Linked DNA regions of Homo sapiens: all the other regions are linked to region 3. A link is a contact called in ENCODE Hi-C or POLR2A ChIA-PET data. All regions are on one chromosome and are shown on one strand. The core of a region is the stretch at or near the end of the contact, and the rest is flanking DNA. Distances in the headings are between cores, read along the strand shown.

The links. Hi-C counts contacts between places; a loop is a spot of excess contacts on that map. ChIA-PET counts read pairs that join two places held with the same protein, here RNA polymerase II (POLR2A). Pooled maps may share reads with other maps.
Region 1: a loop to region 3 is called in a pooled map, with 7 times the contacts of the local background. The contact joins the enhancer-like site here to the promoter of SEM1 in region 3. A Hi-C loop is called at or near these places in 1 of 37 single-sample maps with no recorded cell type and 2 of 50 pooled maps. POLR2A ChIA-PET finds 5 or more read pairs at or near these places in 1 of 52 experiments (H1).
Region 2: a loop to region 3 is called in a pooled map, with 11 times the contacts of the local background. The contact joins the promoter of ASNS here to the promoter of SEM1 in region 3. A Hi-C loop is called at or near these places in 1 of 37 single-sample maps with no recorded cell type and 10 of 50 pooled maps. POLR2A ChIA-PET finds 5 or more read pairs at or near these places in 1 of 52 experiments (common myeloid progenitor, CD34-positive).
Region 4: a loop to region 3 is called in a map with no recorded cell type, with 6 times the contacts of the local background. The contact joins the enhancer-like site here to the promoter of SEM1 in region 3. A Hi-C loop is called at or near these places in 2 of 37 single-sample maps with no recorded cell type and 1 of 50 pooled maps.

The regions. Positions count from the first base shown.
Region 1 is chr7:95,500,309-95,503,008 of GRCh38, reverse strand. The region is part of intron 2 of ASB4 (ankyrin repeat and SOCS box containing 4); the gene reads right to left. Among named protein-coding and RNA genes, the nearest start is that of ASB4, 16 kb to the right of the region's middle. RefSeq lists an enhancer at 1,610-1,659 and a silencer at 1,958-2,252. Within about 2 kb of position 1,373, at least 2 of the 41 ENCODE cell types and tissues checked have a DNase peak (open chromatin) inside an H3K27ac peak, as active enhancers do.
Region 2 is chr7:97,870,798-97,873,736 of GRCh38, reverse strand. It overlaps ASNS (asparagine synthetase (glutamine-hydrolyzing)), which reads left to right and starts at 1,329. Exons shown (of 13, transcript NM_001673.5): 1 at 1,329-1,386. All of the region lies in intron 7 of CZ1P-ASNS (CZ1P-ASNS readthrough), which reads left to right. RefSeq lists silencers at 1,098-1,187, 1,498-1,607 and an enhancer at 733-1,448.
Region 3 is chr7:96,708,464-96,711,219 of GRCh38, reverse strand. It overlaps SEM1 (SEM1 26S proteasome subunit), which reads left to right and starts at 1,374. Exons shown (of 3, transcript NM_006304.2): 1 at 1,374-1,532. The coding sequence starts at 1,457. RefSeq lists enhancers at 1,100-1,189, 1,360-1,559.
Region 4 is chr7:95,524,833-95,527,757 of GRCh38, reverse strand. The region is part of intron 2 of ASB4 (ankyrin repeat and SOCS box containing 4); the gene reads right to left. Among named protein-coding and RNA genes, the nearest start is that of ASB4, 40 kb to the right of the region's middle. RefSeq lists an enhancer at 1-251. Within about 2 kb of position 1,442, at least 3 of the 41 ENCODE cell types and tissues checked have a DNase peak (open chromatin) inside an H3K27ac peak, as active enhancers do.

The DNA.
Region 1 (2,700 bases), core at 124-2,623, 1.2 Mb after region 3:
CAACCTTCCCATGTGAATGGACATTCCTTTAAACATCATTTTAAATATCTGCATGGTATGGCGGTAACAACATGAAATTTTCTATTAGATATGTAAGCATTTTTCAGTTTTTCAGTAATATAAATGACTCTCTGAGGGCAAATAGGAATCAAGCAATTTTTTGAGACTCTAAATACATTTAAAAATTAAAAGTGCCTATCTATATATTTTCAATTGTGGTACATTTTAAATGTTTTTCTTAACCAATCAAAACTTCTAAGATGAAAATATAAGGTAAAATAAGTAAAATATACTCTAACTGCATTATTCTGAAAACTCTTACAGAATTAGGAGAAAGTCTCTAATTTCTAGTGTACTGCAGGTCATGTGACCAAGCACAATTCTAAGTTACATGATCAGTGTCTTTCTTTTTCTTTCTCCCCAGTTATCTCTTTGACTTTAGGTATAACCTAGTTCAGAGATAACATCTAAAGTCTGAATTTGAGGCCCTAAGTAAATGACAGCCCTGGGTAAAATGGTCTCCTGCCTAGAATTGGTCCCTAATCCTAGAGGCGAATTTTCTAAGTTACAAGAAAGTTTTAAGCTTTTGATATGTGTTATCAATTTGCCCCCCCCCCGCAGGCTGGTACCTATTTACATTCTATTAAGCGTGTGTAAGAGCACTTCCCTATGTGTTTGTCATATATGTATTATCTTTTGTATGCTTATTAACGTAACAAACAACAACAAAATAGCTAATTGTCATTTTAATTGACATGTTACTGATTACCAATGAAGGCTATCATTATGTCATATATTTATTTGCTGTTTATATGATTTTTCTTTTTTTTCCCTTAAATATTCCTGTTCTTGGTCGTTTTGTTCTTTTTCTTTTTTTACCTCTTTCTCTCTCTTTTTTTTTTAGTTGTTAGCCTCATTACTTTAATTGAAAAACTTCTGCGTATAGTAAGCCCTTTGTCATATAGTCTCAAATATTTTCCCCAGTTTTATGATTGCCTTTTAATTTTATGGTGTTTGCCCTTCTGAAGTTGAACATTTTTGCTTTCTCTAATTTATCTCTATTTTCTTTGTGAATTCGGCCTTTGATGACATGGCTTGAAAGAGTAAGTGGATCTTTAATGGACTTCTATTCTCTCTCCTTGATTCTTATAAGCCTAATTCATTAGTGTCAGCCTACAAGCATTGCCCAAGCTTCCCCCTACCTCTTTCTTCCTTCTCATCTCTAGGTAGTCTCCCTCTGTTGACAAGAACAAAAGAGATGGGGAATAACTGTACCGGCTGGGAAAGGTGACACCTCTAGGGAGTGAAAGGTTGGCCACTCTGTCAGTTTGTGGTTGATGAAGTCACATGAAAAGGCCACAATGTAAAAAGTTAACAAAGTTTCAGTTACACCGGATGATGAATAAGTTCTGAAGATCTAATGTATAGCAGGATGACTATAGTTAGTAACACTGCATTGTTTACTGGAAATTTGTTGAAAGTAGATCTTAAGTGTTCTTATTTATGATTAAGATGAAAAGATGGAATGCGGTGAGGTGGTAAGAGCAGCGTCTGTCCAGCAGGCCTATCTATTTCGGATTAAAATGAAGGCCAGTGACATCTTGCCTTACCATGTTCCACTTCATTGACCAGGGAATTTCCTAACATGTGGTTGACTTGTGTCACTGTCAGATAAAGTAGCAGGGAACAGTCTTTTAAAAGGCATGGCCCCCTTTACATTGCCCCCATGCTACATTCTGCTAAGAAACATTTGAATTTTTATGGCTTTCCTGCAGTAACAAATTTTCCTCCTACTGTCAGGATTTGCTTCATGCAGAGTAAAGTGGGCAGCTTTCATTTTCATTTCATTATTACGAAAAGTGAGACAAAAAATGTTTTAATTAGAAAGTTAATGATTAAATTAATATATAATTTCTAAAATTCCTTAAACTCTTAAAAATAAAAAGCTTGCATGTTTAAACTAATTAAATTTAAAAATCAATAAAGATAAAAACTAAATCTAAACATAAATGAATGAGTAAATGTGAAGAGTGGTGATGGCTACACATAGAAAATGTGAGTAAGCTCCAAATTATGCCTAACCTTGTCCCTGTAGCTTCCTTCCTAAGTGGGAGGCTGCAAAAGCGAAGAAGAGCACAATTGCTGGAGGGAGGTCACAGGTCACTATTATCTACAGTTGGAGATCAGAGGAAAACCTTGTGTGCCAAAGTAAGTGATTCATAGAAATAACAGTTGAAGATGTATGAGACAGGATAACTGAAAGGTTCCAGTCTTTCAGAAGTTGAGATGAGATGAAATCCAGAGAATATGGGATACAGCCTCATTTTTAACAAGTGAACCAAAGAAGAAGGAGAATATGCTGGGCTGAATTTTTTCTTCCCCTTCATTTCCGCAGGTTGAAAAGATCATGGCTTTTTTTTTTTTTTTTTTTTTTTTTTTTGAGACAGATCTTGCTCTGTCACACAGGCTGGTGTGCAGTGGTCCAATAATAGCTCACAGCAGCCAGCCTCAAACTCGTGAGCTCAAGCAATTCTCCTGCCTCAGCCTTTCGAGTAGCTAGGAATACAGATGCACCACCATGCCTGGTTAATTTATTTTTCCTTTAGTAAAGATGTGGTCTCACTATGTTGCCCAGTCTGATCTCAAACTCCTGGCCTCAAAAGGTCCTCCTGCCTCAGCCTCCCCAAAGTTCTGGGATTA
Region 2 (2,939 bases), core at 80-2,579, 1.2 Mb before region 3:
GCTACGGGAAATGGGCTCTGGGTTTACACAGATTATGACTCAGTTCTCTACTGTTGTGAAGCTGTGTTTGGATAAATCCCTCAACTTTTCTGAGTCTTATTTTTTCATTTGTAAAATGTAGATAGAAGACCTACTTTCCCACATTGCTCTCAGGTTTAAAGTACGTCAATTAGGATACAGCAAAGTCTGTTTGATACTGAAAACTTTCCAGCAACAATGAACCTTAGAACAAGTCATCTCTCATCTTTGCTCTTGCCTGTAACTACTAAGCGACTACTCCATCTTCTGTTCTTAGGGATTTTAAATTGTTGACGTTTTTGATTTAGTCAGGAATGCGTTGTATGGGGATATCAAACCTGCATGCTCTCCAAGCATTGACTGTAGTCTGATCTTAGTAGGTCGTGCACATATAATTTTACTATTTCTCAATTTATTTCGGTGCTGATGTAATTAGTAAAATACGATTTAAGAGTGTTATGATACTTTTTAAAAATCGTGATGTCTTTTCTTCATCAAAGAGATACTTAAAAGCACATAATCATCTTGTGGAGGCAAGTTGACAAAATCCTTTTTGAGATTCTAAAAGGAATCTTTGTACTTAAAATGTTTAAGGACCACTGATGTATTTTGGCTTCATGTATCAATTAGATTTAGATTTTATTGTTTTAGAGATGGGGGTCTCCCTTTGTCGCCCAGGCTGGAGTTGAGCTCACCTCAGCCTCAAACGCCTGGGCTCAAACTATCCTTCTGCCTCAGCCTCCTGAGTTGCTGGGACTACCATGGTGTGCCACCAATTTTTATAGAGATGTGATCTCGCTGTGTTTCCCAGGCTGGTCTTGAACTCCTGGTTTCAAGTGATCCTCTTGCCTTGGCTTCCCAAAGTGTTGGGATTACAGGCGTGAGCCACCGCTCCTGGCCCCGATTTATTAATAGATCTTATAAGGACATTTTAGGCCTCACGCATCAGTTTCTTAGGACAAGCTTTTCTCTGCACTGCATAATAAATCAGACGGCAGTGCAACAAAAAAACGGTGATGATTTCCCGAAGAACAAACCAAGTTCAGAAGCCTCCCTAATTGTCAGAACAGCAGGTAGCCTGGGCGGAGCTCTGAGGCTATCCTTAAACAGGCGCACTGAGACGCAAGGCGCTGGAAACAAAAGAGCTCCTCCTTGCGCCCTTCCGCCGCCCCACTTAGTCCTGCTCCGCCCCGGACACCCCGCGGCCCCGCCCCTGTGCGCGCTGGTTGGTCCTCGCAGGCATGATGAAACTTCCCGCACGCGTTACAGGAGCCAGGTCGGTATAAGCGCCAGCGGCCTCGCCGCCCGTCAAGCTGTCCACATCCCTGGCCTCAGCCCGCCACATCACCCTGACCTGCTTACGCCCAGGTGAGCCGGGTCCTGCGCCCCGTGCCCTGCGCCCCGCGCCAGCATCCTCCTCGCGTGCCCTGGGGCTGCTCCGGAAGGAAGGGGTGGAGGATGCGGTCTTCAGCCTGGCACCCGGCAGACGCGGTTCGCGGGCGCCTGCTGATGCTGCGGCTCCTGCGGTAGGGAGGGCGGGGCGGACGCCTAGCGATTGTTACGCACCTGACAGCTAGCGGAAGGACCTTTCTGTCCTGGTTCCCTGAAGCATCGAGAGGGAACCGCGGCCGGCAGGCCGGACCGCTCCGGAGAGGAGGCAGCGGCAGTTTGAGCCCCTGTAAATGTTATATGTGTACTTTTTTTTACTATGTGGCGTCGAAGCCTGTGGACATTTTCGCGGTCCGGGTCCCTGCGGCGGACGGGTCGGATCGTGCTCGTGGCCAGGGCGCAGTCAGGTGTCGCGTGGTCCTGATCTAGGAAGAGACTGCGGCCTTATCACCGTCTCGGTGTCTGCTTTCACCTTCAACTGCCCCCCTCCTCACCTGGACCGCTCACCCTCCTCCTCCCCTCTCACCCCGCCATCCCCACCAGTCCCCACCTGTCTCTGTAGACTGCAAGACTCATCAAGTGACTTGCTGAGCAAACCCTGCCGAGAAGAGGTCTGTTTAGGGACACAGGCGACCAAGTACAGAAAAAGGCAAAAGAACTAGCATGCCTTTTTCAATGGCTGTCATTTTGCAGGGCTGGCTTCAGATGATTGTTATAGCTTTAAATAAAAAGGACAGTTTTCATCTCGGCCCGTGGCCTACATTATTTCTTTACTGTCCATTGCCCTGGGCGCTTGACTAATAATTTAACAGCAGTTTTTTTTTTTAAATTTTAAATCATGATTCATAGCATTGCTGTAAGAGTAATTAGAGGTAAAGTAGGGCTTGAACCTGTCTGTAGTTGGTTACTTACTGAGATCTTAATATAAAAGTAAAGGGAGAGGGTGAAGTTGTAAGTAGCACTAAGTGGAATAGAAATTAAATGCACTGAAACTGCCATGTCCAGTTCGGTAGGCGCTAGCCACCTGTAACTGTTGAGCACTTGAAGTGCTGGCTAGTCCTAACTGAGATGTATTGTGTTAAATACACTGGATTTTGTCGTTGGAGTAGGAAGAACAGTGTAAAATATCTGCTCGATAATATTTTATATTGATTACATATATGTTAAAATGTTACTATTTGGGACATACTGAGTTAAGTTTATTTAAAATTAATTTCACCTTTTTCTTTTAATGGGGCTACTAGTATATTTAAAATTACATATGTGGCTTACATATATATTTATTGGACAGCACTGTTCTAGAAGTTTAGGAAGAAATAAGAAAAATATTGAGAACAGGTAGCGGCAGTAGGAACTTTGCCCTCCTATAAGACTGATTCCAATAAAAATAATAGGTTATAGTTTTAATTGGCTTTTTCCTACTAGAAAAAATAAGTGTACTTTACATGCCTCTTTGTTCTCCCTTTTTCCCCTCCAGTTTAGTGGTTAGAATGTATTTATTATAGCAGGATTAATACAGGGATTCACTAAGC
Region 3 (2,756 bases), core at 125-2,624:
CAAATGAAATAAATAATAGGTCCAGGAACTAAAATTTGGGTTTTCTGATTCCTTGGCAAAATCTTTTTTTTTTTACCTTCTTTAAAAAATTATTTTAATTGACAAATAAAAATTGCCTATATTTGGGAGCACATGTTTTAAAATACAAATACATTGTATAATGACTAAATCACACTAAATAAGATATGCATTACCTGACATAATTTTTTTGGTAGTGAGATACCATTATTTTCAGTAATCTATATAAATCAAATAGTATAAGAGATACATTTTTTAAAAATTTCATCTAATTGTAGTTCTTGGCCAAGTTTGTTCTACATTTAGTTATTCAATTTTCTGTATTCCCAAACACTCTGTTCATTTCTCACTAATATTAAGATGCAGATTCAAGTGGATTACTGTGTTTCATTGTGATTTATCTGTTTACATGTCTCTGAGCAGCATATAAGCTCCTTGAAGAAAGGGACCTTGTCTATACATGTTTGATGCACAGCTCCTGGTAAGCGGTATGACCTTACATTGTTGAATAAAGGAATGGCATTTATAGATATAATCTGGAACATGTATCAACATTTACAATAATACTCAATTTGTGTACGTATATTCCATAATATTCATCCATATACATCCATATATTATATATAGAGTTCCATGAAGTTCACTACTGTATTCAAAATGATATTCAAATGCTATTCAAACAATTCTAAATGATATATTTTGAACACCATAAAATGTTACACAAATCCATAAATAGCATTACTGTATAATAACCTGTAAACCAGAGTTACTACACACACATACACACCACACAAATTCTATTTAAAAAGCTATTTTACCACAAAGTAATTCTAAGACCTTATAAACACTGCCTAATGGAAAAGTCTGGAGATTGGAGCCAGGCAAAAAAATCTGCATTTCGGTTGTCTAGAACTACCTGAGTGACTTCGGCTGCTTCCTACCGAACCTGAATTTTCTGTGATGTGGAGACATTTAATACCACCTTTAGGGAACTGGCTTAAGGACTGGAGGTAATAACGTATGTGAAGGGCTGATGAATGTTTGCAGTCACACTGTAGTCTCTCTAGAGTTCCTTCCTCGGTTGCAAACTAAGGGTTTTTTTGTTTGTTTGTTTTACACATTATGAGTCTCTTATAGTCAGGAAAACTACACGGATCTCAACTTTGGCAATACAGAGAGTCCGAATAACAAGGTAGAGACCAAAAAAAAAAAAAAAAAAAAATCACCTCTACAACTCGGAAAAAGCGCTAACCCCGCAGGAAGCGCTGGGCCGACCTCCAGTATCCCAGCATTCCTCGCGCTGCTCCCGTATTCTTTCCCCAAGTCTCTATGGTAGCGTCAGCGTCGGAGGCGGTAGTGACGGTGGCGTTTCCTTGAGGAAGAGTGAGGGTTCCAACTTTTCTGCTTATCTGGGAGGTGTTGGGCGCGGACAGTCGAGATGTCAGAGAAAAAGCAGCCGGTAGACTTAGGTCTGTTAGAGGAAGACGACGAGTTTGAAGAGTTCCCTGCCGAAGGTAACCGCTGGGCCCCGGTTTCTGTGTCGCGCGAACGGTGACTCAGGCCTCCGTGTGGAGGTAGCTTGGGTGCTCGGGCCCAGCTGGGGGCACCGGCGGGAAGTTTGGACTCCCAGGGCCGGCACTCGAGGCGCTAACGCTCACCCCTCAGTGGCGCCCCAGATTCGGGTTTGGGGTGTTGCGCTGGGACTCACTGGTGAGGCCCAATGGCTTCGGCTTCCTCACTGGGAGGAGCCACCGTGAGTCTGGACCCATAGCCCCGCGTCTGTGATGGTTGGTCCATTTACTGTTCACCTGGGTTACTCACCACTTAAACTTAGTTCAAGTCTACATAACCTCCTTTTCTTTTTGTTTTAGCAGTCTTTCTTTGTCTTTAAACCTTTCCAGAATTGAATTGTCAGTAGTTACGCCAATGCTGCTTAACTTTTAGGATGTTACAAATGAAGCCTCATTAAGTAGGATAGGAGGGTAAGATACGGGGTGCTTAATACACATTATTGCCTCATTCCTGTTCCTCACCATTTTGATCACTTAACTGTGACCTAACTTAATGCTTTATAAGACCCTAAAACTTGCCGGGTGTGGTGGCTCACGCCTGTAATCGCAGCAGTTTGGGAGGAAGAGGCAGGAGGATCACATAAGGTCAGGAGTTCAAGACCAGCCTGGGCAACATAGCGAGACCCTGTCCCTACAAAAATAAAATATTTTTTTAAAAGAACCTAAACCTTACACATTTTTTTTTTTAGCTTCAAAACTAAAGACCTGGTTTTTTCATTGTAGATAATAGCAAATTGCTAACATTTATTGAGTGGCTGTTGTTTTCAGGAACTTGTCTAAGTGCTTTACTTGTAATAGCATATTCCACTTTCATAAATATAAGAAGTAGGCCTCAGTATTGCCATTCTTCAGATAAACTGAAGCTCGGAATGGTTAAGAAACCTTCTGATGTCTCATAACTAGTTAGAAATAATAGAACTGGAACTGGGAAACCTGGCCTGATTGACACCAAAGCTCTTAACTTCAGCTGTACTGCTTCTGTTTGTGAGATTGCTGTTGCCAGTTAGGTTTTCAAAATAGGCTGCTTTATTGGCTGATGGTTGATGAGTAGGATTTGTAAATATTTACCTTATAAGAAAAGGAGATTACTTTCTGAAGGTGGTAGAAAGAGAATTGTGGTTAATGGGGTACACATCCTGTTGCATCAAGCAATTACTACTTCACTAA
Region 4 (2,925 bases), core at 193-2,692, 1.2 Mb after region 3:
AAGGTTCATTAAACAAGACTTTTCTCACTGCTTCTCTTTTAACTTCTGACTGCCGTATATTATCCCCAACCCTCAACCCCTTTGCCCCCAGGCTCTCTTCCTGGGCCTCGTGGAAGCCATTCCCTTGAAGCAACAGTGCCATCTCCTGGACAACCAGCAAAGGTACCCAGGGGAGGAGAAGGAAGGATTTGTGCCAGAATGCTGGAGCGTTGCTGAATTTCACTTCTTACTCCCAGGTGGATTTGGAAATACCAAGAGATTTCTACAACTAAATCTTCTTAATCAACATAACAATGATATTTGCTAATATCATTAAAAACAAATGTTATGTCACAACACTTGACTCTTTAAAAATCAACTGTTTAGAATATTCCACAAAATAATACTTTTCTTCTCTTTCATAGCAGATAAACCTAAAAGTTTGATGCAAGTAAACTTTAGTGGTATGGAAACTTCCCATCCCTTTGACTGAAATTGCAGTATTAGGGCTGCCCAAGTCTGTGAGGCTTTCTTGGAACGCAGCACCACCACCACCACATATGCCTGTGCATGCACACACACACATACACATGCACACACACACACGACTTTAGTCACCAAACTAGCCTAAAGGTTATATTTTTCATCAAAAGGGGCAGAAGCTGGTATAGTAGAAATATTCATTGAAAGAGAGAAAATGATTCAGAGACTGCAAAATGTTTTATTTATGGTTGACAAAGGATGTTAGAAATAGGAATTTTTTGTACTTGGAAAGCTCCTTAGAATTACTTAATCCAACCCATTTATTTAACAGACTAGAAAACTTAAGTGAATTTTGTTTTTCTAATTAGAAATGTTAAATGTGAGAGTGGTCAACTCAAGAAGCTGAAATTTTCCTTCTCTGCCTAATTTAATGAGGTGAACCAAATGACCCTTAGGGGGCCAACTCTAATATCAGCGCTGCTGGAATTTTTTATAGCTACTTCAAGTATTAGTCTGTACAGACTTATTATTATTATTGTTATTATTATGCTAGTAACTAGTATTTATTAAGCACTTAACCATGTGAAACATTCTGGGCTAAATGCTTTTCATATATTGCCTCATTGAACCTTCCAAGTAATCCTTTGCAGTGGGTGCAGTTTTTAATCCTAATTTTATGGATGAAGAAATTTGTACTCAGAGAGGTTAATAATTGGCCAAAAGTACAACCAGCTAGTTGTCACGAGTGCAACTAGCTGGGGCCGGTGTCACAGGTGGTAAAGTAATTTACCAAGACAGTTGTAGGTAAAGAAAGGCAGATTTATTAGAGAAAGTATGTATGAAAATGCGTTGCAAAGTTGCAACCGGCAGCACAGCAGAGAAGGGGCTGTGTAGAGGCAGGGTGCAACTGCAGCGAAGTTTTATAGAGTTGTGCTGGGGGGAGCTGCTGTGCTGAAGGAGGTCATTGTGCGCACAGAACAAGGTCATTGTGCCAGGAAGAAGTCATTGCTTGTGATTTCCCATTTCTCAGAACAACTGTTCATTGTTCTTCCCCACCTGGGGCTCTCTCCCACTGGGGACCCCTTCCTCATTGTTGAACCAAGGTTTGAAAACAGACAGACTGGCTTCGAAATTCCTTATCACTGTTCTATTCCACCTCATATTACTTTTCTGAAGGAAAATTTTTCTGTAGTTTACTCTCTTTTACTATATGAAAACCAGAAAGTACTAGAAAGATAACATTGCATTTTGTTAGCTTTAAAAAAAATCCGTTTACCATGTATTGTTCCTTTATGCCCTTATTTATGGCATCTCCTGATCATATGGAACATATTTGAGAAAGCCAAAACTCCTACAAGCATGCTCAATATCCTATACAAACTCAGTCCCCAAGGAAGGTACCCAAGAGTACATTGCTCTGTAAACTCTGAGACTGTATTCCTAACTTGTAGAAGGCAGAATTGTAACCAAAGATGGTCTTTCATGAAGCCATCTGTGTTTATCAGTATTCTGCCCTAGAGAAGTTCTGGGTCAGGTCTTATTTCAGGTCAGCTCGTCTTTGCTCTGGAGTGAAATGGAACGAATGAGAATGTCTTCCCAGAAGCCATGTGCAGGGTCACTTCAGATGCTGGAGAATTTCCAGTAAGGAAGAGAATCAAAGGGTCAGGATGAAATTCTTACAGGCCAACTTGGAACAAACCACATCCTTTTTTAATGTACTTGGACATTTACGATTGATCTTTGACCTGTTGGTGCAACTAGATATGCTACATGGTTTCCTTTTCTGAATAGGAGTTCCTTATTTTTATACTTGAATTGTGTCGCCAGTGTAACTTTTCCAGGAAATATATAAAGTACAATTATTTGGCTACTTTTTTATTTTAGATTTTGTGATTTATTCAATAAATTAGAGACCAGAAACATCAACTCCTGGGAACTTTGAAATATATTTTTAATGTGAAAATACAATGTATTAGTTTCCAAGAGCTGCCCTAACAAAATACCACACACTGGGTAGCTTAAAACAACTGAAATTTATTCTCCCACACCTCTGGAGACTGGAAGTCCAAAATTAAAGTGTCTAGGGTTGGTTTCTTCCAGAGACTTTGGAGGAGAATCTGCCTCAGACCTCTCTCCTACCTTCTGGTGATGGCTGGAAGTTCTTGGCTTGTAGACCTATCACTCTAGTCTCTGCCTTCACCTTCACATGGCATTTTCTCTGTGTCTCTGTGTTGCAGGAAAATCTGGGTTCTTGTCACATGACCAGGTTAATTTAGGCACGCAGACACTTTGAAGGGTGAGTGGTTACAGAATTTATTTGGCAAAAAGGAAAAAGACTCTCAGCAAAGTAAGAGGGGTTCCTGTTAACAGGCCCCCATCTTACAGACTGGATCCCAGGTTACCACCCAGGAAAAGGAGAGGCCAGGCTGCTCCCCACTGCAAACGGCAGGAACTTCCATAGCT